2 separate regions of the Homo sapiens genome follow, and region 1 is linked to region 2. Evidence: chromatin contacts called from ENCODE Hi-C or POLR2A ChIA-PET data. All regions are on one chromosome and are shown on one strand. The core of a region is the stretch at or near the end of the contact, and the rest is flanking DNA. Distances in the headings are between cores, read along the strand shown.

What was found. A loop is a pair of places that touch in the nucleus more often than their neighbours do. ChIA-PET counts read pairs that join two places held with the same protein, here RNA polymerase II (POLR2A). Pooled maps may share reads with other maps.
Region 1: a map of HepG2 shows a loop between it and region 2 (3-fold over the local background). The contact joins two enhancer-like sites. A Hi-C loop is called at or near these places in 5 of 168 maps with a recorded cell type or tissue (Caco-2, HCT116, HepG2 and 2 more) and 9 of 50 pooled maps. POLR2A ChIA-PET finds 5 or more read pairs at or near these places in 7 of 52 experiments (CD4-positive, alpha-beta T cell, Caco-2, H1 and 4 more).

The regions. Positions count from the first base shown.
Region 1 is chr17:63,576,919-63,581,571 of GRCh38, forward strand. It overlaps DCAF7 (DDB1 and CUL4 associated factor 7), which reads left to right. Exons shown (of 7, transcript NM_005828.5): 2 at 1,552-1,710; 3 at 2,419-2,530; 4 at 2,907-3,025. Among named protein-coding and RNA genes, the nearest start is that of TACO1, 22 kb to the right of the region's middle. Within about 2 kb of position 2,918, at least 2 of the 41 ENCODE cell types and tissues checked have a DNase peak (open chromatin) inside an H3K27ac peak, as active enhancers do; they include endothelial cell of umbilical vein, where a contact is called at or near this core.
Region 2 is chr17:63,417,415-63,422,143 of GRCh38, forward strand. It overlaps TANC2 (tetratricopeptide repeat, ankyrin repeat and coiled-coil containing 2), which reads left to right. Exons shown (of 28, transcript NM_001394998.1): 27 at 893-993; 28 at 2,585-4,729. The coding sequence ends at 4,541. Among named protein-coding and RNA genes, the nearest start is that of CYB561, 27 kb to the right of the region's middle. Within about 2 kb of position 3,218, at least 2 of the 41 ENCODE cell types and tissues checked have a DNase peak (open chromatin) inside an H3K27ac peak, as active enhancers do; they include endothelial cell of umbilical vein, where a contact is called at or near this core.

The sequences.
Region 1 (4,653 bases), core at 1,668-4,167, 160 kb after region 2:
CCCAAAATTATACTGCCACATTGCACATAATGCAATATTATTCAGCAGTAAGAAAAGAAGCAACTACTGATACACACAAGAACATGGATGAATCTCAAGAGCAGTGTACTGATGAAAGTAGCCAGACACAAAGACTCAAGACCATCTGATTCTATTTATATCGTATTATGGAGAGACAAAACCATAGATCAGTGGCTACTTGGGGTAGGTATGAGGGGTTGACTGCGGAGGAGCCTGGGAGAGCTTTCTGGGTTAATGGAAATGTTTTATATCTTACTGTGGGGGTTATACAACTGTACATTTGCCAAAACTCATTTAACTGTACACTTGAGTGGGTTTTATTATATGCAACTATACCTAACTTTGGGGGGAAAATGTCTGGAAGATACTGGTGTGTCTGAGACTGAGGTCAGAAAGATGAGTAGAAGGAATTTTATTTTGTGTTGTCTGGTTAGTGCTTTTCCCCTTATTGTGGATGTTTACCAAATATCCCCACTATTCCATCTTCCAGTTGGAAGTTCATAAGCAAATGTACAGTTAGTGTCCCATTGAGCCAGATTGAGTTTGACAGCAAAGATTGGAAGTTAATGGTGGGCTAAAATTGACTCTAAGAAAAAGTGATCAGAGCTAGGTGGGACTTTCTCATCAATGGCGCCGACTTTTTTTTTGCCAGTCACAGTGGTTTGGGCTCTCAAACGGTCATTTGACATACCTTTATGTGTAAACATAATGAGCCAGTGTTGAGTTTGGGGTTGGTGAGGGTTGTGCACTATTGGATTTTTAAGTGAGCATTAGTTTGTTTAATGAAATTGCAAAGGGTGTTTCATATTCCTGGCCCCTGAGCACCAAATGTCCTCAGCACTTCAGTCATTGTGGCAGCCAAGAACCACCCCTGGTCATTTTCAAATACCTTAGGGGTTTCAGGGGAAGGTGTGCCTGGCCTGGCAGATAGTGCACTTATGTAGTTGGAGTCAAGAATGCAGACTTGAGTCAGAAAACCTGTAATCTCTGTCTCCTACTGGCTTTGCAGTGTTGAGTGTAACCACCCCTTTGAGTCTGGGTGTCCTTGTCTGCCAGAGGATGGTTGGACTAGATACCCTCTCATGGCAATCGTTTTTGATTCTGCAGTTTAGTGTAGTACAGTGTCAAGACTTCTGTCACTGGCCAGGCATAGTGACTCATGTCTGTAATCCCAGCACTTTTGGGAGGCTGAGGTGGGAGGATCAGTTGAGCCCAGGAGTTCAAGGCCAGCCTGGGCAACATGTGAGGCCTTGTCTCTACAAAAAATGAACAAAATTAGCTGTGTCTGGTGGTGCATGCCTCTAACCCCAGCTACTTGAGAGGCTGAGGTGGAAGGATCACTTGAGACCAGGAGGTGGAGGCTGCACTGAGCTGTGGTTGCACCACTGCACTCCAGCCTGGGCAACAGAGCAAGATCCTGTCTTTAAAACAAAAAACAAACAAAAAAAACCTCTGTCACTGACCAGGGATCTAATGTATTTGCTGTACTGCTCACAAATGCTTATGTGGCTCAACTTTGGTATGTTACAGGTTCAGCTTGTTGGTTTAGATGAGGAGAGTTCAGAGTTTATTTGCAGAAACACCTTTGACCACCCATACCCCACCACAAAGCTCATGTGGATCCCTGACACAAAAGGCGTCTATCCAGACCTACTGGCAACAAGCGGTGACTATCTCCGTGTGTGGAGGGTAAGCGGATGCTTTATTAGCAGCCAGACAAGTGGGCTTTCTCAGCCTCAGCTGTTAGCAGTGAAAAGTCACAGAACAGACAGGGGTCAGAGGCAGCGAGTGTCATTGCAGCACAGGAGAAGCAAGCGAAGCTTAAATGGACTGGCCTCGTTTGGCTCAGCAGATTTTCTAGTATATCAAGTCAAGATTCCATGAAGTCTGGCTGCTGGCTGCAGTCAGCTCAGTCAACCCGAGGTGATGATGACGGCCTTCAGTGGAGGTGGGAATACTTGGGAACTCATATTCTGTTTGCAGCCAAGGTATTTTTGAGTAAACTAAATGAAATACCAGGCCATTGATTCTGATAAAGTGTGTGAGTGGATCTTGGAGGCTTCCCTCCACCCTCAGCTGAGCTCATCAGCAGCAGCGTCCTCTGTAGCATGGGCGTGGCCTTAGTACACCTGTGCAGAGGTTCCAGGCTGGGCAAAGTGAGAAGACCTCTCCTCTAGGAAGGTGCAGGGATGAAAATGTAGAAAACAAAGCTGGGCAGAGGAGAAAGTATGGGAAAAAGTAGCATTCAGGGAGTCCTGGGTTTATTACTGTTTTTGATAAAAATGTTTTCCCCTCATGTCTTATGTTTGCTAAGATATTTTCTAAACAGGGATTTTTTAAAAGACTTTTTATGAGGATAAGACTGGCTGATTTTTTTTAAAATTCTTGTTCCTTCAGGTTGGTGAAACAGAGACCAGGCTGGAGTGTTTGCTAAACAATAATAAGAACTCTGATTTCTGTGCTCCCCTGACCTCCTTTGACTGGAATGAGGTGGATCCTTATCTTTTAGGTAAGGGAGTTAGGGAGTATGTATTTCAGCTGGAAGAAGCCAAAATAAATTTTCTCAGATGTCACACTGGGCCATACATCCTAGAACAAGGCTCAGTGGGAAGTAGGCTAGGCGTGGAATGTGGTTATTTATTAATTCCTTTGTGTGGGTGAGCTTTCCGTGTGTATAGATCTTGTCTCTCCAGTTAGAATCTAAGGTCCTACGGTGAGGACTGAAGACTTGACTGCCTCGGTGGCTCTGCCGGTAGCCCCCACCTTGTTTTCTGTAGTCTTTATGGTATGCTGCTCCCTGGGCTGAGCAGATGAGTAAACACAAGAGGGAAGCTTGCATGAGAACCTTGGTCCCGTCAGCCCTGACTTGCACTGGTTGTTTGCAGGTACCTCAAGCATTGATACGACATGCACCATCTGGGGGCTGGAGACAGGGCAGGTGTTAGGGCGAGTGAATCTCGTGTCTGGCCACGTGAAGACCCAGCTGATCGCCCATGACAAAGAGGTAAGATGCTTTTCCATTTCGTCTTTCCTCAAATGCTTCCTGTGCCTTCCGCACAGGAAGAGGTCAGCTTGTTCTCTCATTGTTCTGCAATTTATGTAGAAAATCATAACATAACATCTTCTTGTCTAAATTGACAATAGTAATGTATCAAAAACGGGAAAACAACACTATTGTAAACTAATGCTTTTTTTTGGCTAATGTAAATGACCTATTCTACGGTCTGTCATTGTTCTTTTCATGCCAGAGGTTGCTTTTTTTAAATAACAAAGTCTCTTATAGAGGAGCTGGGAACTGATGTGATTAAAAAATAACTTTAGAGTAATACTTATCTTGAAACAGATTAGATTTGGGGAGGAAAGAAGGGAGACAGGAAGAGAAAAAATTTTCTGAGAGACAAACGTAATTATTCATTTTTCTCTATAAATGTTTTACCAAATCCTAGTATGTTCACTTAATCTTTATACTTTCATTACTGTTGGCAGTGGAGGCAATGGAATATATTTTATTTTGATGGCGATGCTTCTGTGTTTATTGGGAAAACTGAGAAGAGCTATTTGTGATTGCTTTTTTTTTTTTTTTTTTTTTTTTTTTTGAGACAAAGTTTTCCTCTTGTTGCCCAGGCTGGAGTGCAATGGCGCAATCTGGGCTCACTGCATCCTCTGCCTTCTGGGTTCAAGCAATTCTCCTGCCTCAGCTTCCGGAGTAGCTGAGATTACAGGTGCCCGCAACCACCCCTGGCTAATTTTTGTATTTTTTAGCAGAGACAGGGTTTCACCATGTTGGCCAGGATTGTCTCGAACTCTCCTGACCTCAGGTGATCCACCCACCTTGGCCTCCCAAAGTGCTGGGATTACAGGCGTGAGCCACTGCGCCCGGCCAATTGCATTTTAATCAAAGCATTCTTCTCAGTGATTTTGGAAAATCCCCATAAGTCTTTTCCTCCTACAGCCATTGCATGCTCCTGGTACTCTCATCTCCTGTGGGTACTATTTCCTGTTCTTTTCTACCTTACCCTGCACAGCTAGGGGTATTAATATCTATACAGATAAAAGGAATGCCTTGATCTTAGGTCAGAAACTTGAGGTTGTCAACAGCATAGGAAGATGTGACCCAGGTTATCATTCTTAGTAAGGGGTTGTCTTTGGCTTTCTGTACTCCTGAAGGTAAGCCCTGTTACAAGACTTCTAGAGTTGACTGCTGCTAAACCAGGGGTCAAATGAAGAGTTTGTCCCACAGAGAGGACCAGTAAGGAACTTCTGGAAACCCTCTTGGCATCAAGTTGAACAAGCGGCTACATTTTAGTTATATGACAACTTAGCCTGCTGTTGTCTGTTAGGTCCAACCCAGAAAATGGGAACTACTCTTAAGTATTTGAACTGCAGGGATTTAATCCAGGGGCTGCTTATACAGAAGATGGTAAAGCTGAGAAGCCACATAGGTAGCAGTGAGGTCATCCATAGAATGGGAGCAGCAGGAAGCTGCAGCTGCCTATAGGCCAGAGGGACCATGGGAGGAGGCAGGGTTCCTGGAGCCCAGGGGCTGGATTTACCTGGCAGAGACGCTTCTAGGAACAGAGAGAGGGGAGGAGAAATACCTTAGCTTTTCCCTGCCTCCCATCATCCATTTTC
Region 2 (4,729 bases), core at 1,968-4,467:
TTGTTCCCCACCCCACCCCCCAGTCTCTGTTTCCAGGGGTTCTCAGGAATGACATGCCTGTGAGCGTGTTCCTCTAGGGAGAGCACAGACCTCAGTCACAGCTGGGGTCTTCTCTTGTTTTGTTTTATTTTTAATTTTAAGTGTTTCCTAAGTAAGGAACCAGTTAAAAAAAGGAACAGATCAGAGAAGCCTCTGTGAAATAGAAAGAAAACGATAATTAATGAGCACCTACTATGTGCCGGGAACTGTGCAGGGCTTTTAAATACTGTATCACACTTGATCCTACCCCCGGGGTAGGTATGGATGAGAAAATACACTATACACTTGGGGGTTATGAAGCTGGTCAGAGAATTGAACCCAGGTCTGTCTGACACCCCCTCTCCCTCTAGTCTCTGTAGTCAGTGCAGTTTCCTTTACAGACGTCATCCTCCCGGACTTTACAGGACACCTTCTCACCTGTCCCTTAGAAAGCCACAGTGTAGTGCATGTAGCAGGAAGGTGTGGGGCTCAGACCAGGGTCCACGTGAAATGTGGACATGTGTGCGTTTGCCTCCTACATGCATGGATAACTTCAGGAGCTTCACTGGAAAGGGTTGGTGTTTGGCTTCCGGGCTGAGAACTTTATTAGAAAGGCAAAAAGAGGGAAAATTAAAACTATTTTAATATTCTGGGCAGATAAAGTCCAGTGAGCAGTCGCAGCGCTACACAGGACAAAGGCAGAAGGAACTTTCAGTCCACAGGCCACGCGGCTTGAGCCATGTCAGGCACGTCTAGCGTCCCAGGCGTTCCATCCATGAATGTCAAAAAATGTACAAATAATTTGTTTTATTCCCAAGTTGTCTATTTTTTATATCTCATCAATGACTCATTTGCACACCTATTGTAATGACAGGATTTTGGAATGGCGGAGGAATTTGCTACTAAGGCCCTGGAGCTGAAACCGAAATCTTATGAAGCTTACTATGCGAGAGCAAGGGCAAAACGCAGCAGCAGGTGAGGAGAGAGAGAGAGGGTGAAAGCAAGAGGTCTCTTTTCTGAAAATTTGGCCAAGGCAGCGTCGGCCACCCTGGGGCATATGTACCCAAATACATCTCTGTCCTTGAGAACTGTCAGGGCCAAGCTTTGGGGATGGCTCCCATAGCACAGCCCTCAGCTCAAGATCAGCAAATCTGCTGGGCTGTGGAGGCCACGAATGTTTCACTTCGGGAGAAAAACACTTTTTCACTGGAGAATGGCAGCTTCTTCCAAGAAGCCTCTGCCGTATCTCAGGCATTTTTCAACCCCCAGAGCAGCTAGCACAAAGAGACAACGGCGACTTAAAGAAATCACTTAAGCAGAGCACCCCACCCCCGCTTTAGAGGGAAAGTAGGATGGTTCACTTAACATCACAGGTTCCTCTTCCTTCTCCCATAGGCGTTTGAGGAATCCCGGATTAGTTAGTCTTCCCTCTGGGGCTCTCCTCAAGTCTGGTGGCATCAGACCCCCTTCCACCTAAACCATCACCCACCACACACACACAGAGTCAAGAGGTCCTTGCTGCCAGGATGGAGAGGACCCTCTAAGAGAACACCATTCCACATTCCTTGTGCCCATCTGCTTTAGTTTGGCCACTGGGCAGAAAAGCTCCCAGAATAACCTAGAACCTGCCATCAGTGATCTTTGTGTAACTTGTCACTGTCTCTTATGCCTCCTGCCCTCCTCCTCCCCAGCTGCATGGGAAAGAACTGCTTCAGGTTCACTGCTATGGCCAGGGGCACATGGTCCCGAAAATCACACCCAGCTTGAGGCTAGTGATGGTGGTGGCAGTGATCGCACTCTTACCTAGCTGGGGCAACGAAGTCCTCACAGAAATCTGACTGAAATTCTCCTTCCCTCTGGGTAGTTCCTTTTTCACAAGGTCAGTTGCCCCTGTCAGGTGATATTAGTAGAGAAGATGGGAATGTCTCTGACAGTTCATTTCTTCATTTGTAAATTAGAGTCTCCTTGGAGTCAGCTCAGCTCCAGCCCCGAGTGACCTAGTCAGCAAGCCTAATGCCTGCCCCACTTTGATAGAGCAAATGGAGACACAGCAATTCTGAGAGATGAGGGTTAGAAAGGGCAGAGGACAGGGTTCTTGCCTAGAGTAGAACAGGCCTGAAATTTGGAGCTAAAATATTGAGAATATAAAGAAAAATTTCTGCTGGATCAGCAAGATTTTTAAATATGTAGTTTTTTTTGTTCCTAAGCTACTTGACAGTGACCCTGTAAATGACAACCCCACCCAACTCTCATACTGCCTGGTGTGTGTTTGGGCACCAAAACAACTTCCCGAAGGGCCTGGCTGGACTGACAAAATGGGGCATTTCTCCACTATTCCCAGAGAGGCCAGAAGGAAGATGGAGGCCGAATGGGTTAGGGAATCATTCGGACTCTTCCAGAATGAGTCTTCCTGTTTCCTTCCCTATAAATCCAACTAAACCGAAATACCCCAGACTCCCACAGACGCCACCACAGCTCTCTGAGATAGTGACCATGTTCTCAGCTCTTGGTGATTTCTCTGGATTCAGAATAACTCCAGTTCCTGTGTTCACATTTTGTCAAGCAGACAGTTCGCAGCAGCCTTAGAGGACCTGAACGAGGCCATCAAGCTGTGTCCCAACAACCGTGAGATCCAGAGACTTCTGCTGAGAGTGGAAGAAGAGTGTAGACAGATGCAGCAGCCACAGCAGCCACCGCCGCCACCGCAGCCTCAGCAGCAGTTGCCGGAAGAAGCAGAACCTGAGCCACAGCATGAAGACATATACTCTGTACAGGATATATTCGAGGAGGAGTACCTGGAACAGGATGTTGAAAATGTTTCCATTGGCCTCCAGACAGAGGCCCGGCCCAGCCAGGGGCTCCCGGTCATCCAGAGCCCACCCTCCTCTCCCCCGCATCGGGACTCAGCCTACATCTCCAGCTCACCTCTTGGCTCTCATCAGGTTTTTGACTTCCGGTCCAGTAGTTCTGTAGGCTCTCCCACTAGACAGACCTATCAGTCCACCTCACCTGCCCTTTCTCCAACTCATCAGAACTCACATTACAGGCCTAGCCCACCACACACTTCCCCGGCTCATCAGGGAGGATCTTACCGTTTCAGCCCCCCTCCTGTGGGAGGACAGGGCAAAGAATACCCAAGCCCTCCCCCTTCCCCTCTCCGGAGAGGCCCTCAGTATCGGGCCAGCCCTCCAGCTGAAAGTATGAGTGTCTATAGATCCCAGTCTGGTTCACCCGTGCGCTATCAGCAGGAAACAAGCGTCAGTCAGCTTCCTGGCAGACCCAAATCTCCATTATCCAAAATGGCCCAGCGGCCCTACCAGATGCCTCAGCTCCCTGTGGCAGTTCCCCAGCAAGGGCTCAGGCTACAGCCTGCCAAGGCCCAGATTGTGAGAAGTAACCAGCCCAGCCCAGCCGTCCATTCAAGCACCGTCATCCCCACAGGAGCCTATGGCCAAGTAGCCCATTCAATGGCCAGTAAATACCAGTCTTCACAAGGAGACATAGGAGTCAGCCAGAGCCGGTTGGTTTATCAAGGGTCAATTGGGGGAATCGTAGGGGATGGAAGGCCGGTGCAGCATGTCCAAGCCAGCCTGAGTGCAGGCGCCATCTGTCAGCATGGAGGATTGACCAAAGAGGATCTTCCACAGCGACCTTCCTCAGCATACCGAGGTGGCGTGAGATACAGCCAGACACCACAGATCGGACGCAGCCAGTCAGCATCCTATTACCCAGTCTGTCACTCAAAACTAGATCTGGAGCGCTCCTCCAGCCAACTAGGTTCCCCTGATGTGTCGCATTTAATCAGAAGACCTATCAGTGTCAACCCTAACGAAATCAAACCGCACCCGCCAACTCCCAGGCCGTTGCTGCATTCCCAAAGTGTAGGCCTTCGCTTCTCTCCATCTAGCAATAGTATCTCCTCCACCTCCAACCTAACTCCGACCTTCCGGCCATCTTCTTCCATCCAGCAAATGGAGATCCCACTGAAACCTGCATATGAGAGGTCATGTGACGAGCTGTCGCCAGTGTCTCCAACTCAAGGAGGTTACCCCAGTGAGCCCACCCGATCCAGGACCACACCATTCATGGGGATCATAGATAAAACAGCACGGACTCAGCAGTACCCCCACCTCCACCAGCAGAATCGGACCTGGGCAGTGTCATCTGTGGACACCGTCCTCAGTCCCACGTCTCCAGGCAACCTGCCTCAGCCTGAGTCCTTCAGTCCACCATCATCCATCAGCAACATTGCCTTTTATAACAAAACCAACAATGCACAGAATGGCCATTTGCTGGAGGACGATTATTACAGCCCCCATGGGATGCTGGCTAACGGGTCTCGTGGAGACCTCTTGGAGCGAGTCAGCCAGGCCTCCTCCTATCCCGACGTGAAGGTAGCTCGGACTCTACCTGTGGCTCAGGCATACCAGGACAACCTGTACAGGCAGCTGTCCCGAGACTCTCGGCAAGGGCAGACATCCCCTATCAAACCAAAGAGACCGTTCGTGGAGTCTAATGTTTAAAAGACGTTTTGTTGGAGTGAGACCCATATGTTTTCACTGCACATTTTCAGGCTTGGTTTCCACATTCGAGGTAGTTCTCTGGCTTAATTTCTCATGTAGTTTCTGTGTGGTGTTCAGAGGTGGCAGCCCACATGCTGAAATCCTTTGCATGCAGCCGACTGGGAAGCGGCCTCCCGGGAGCCAGGACT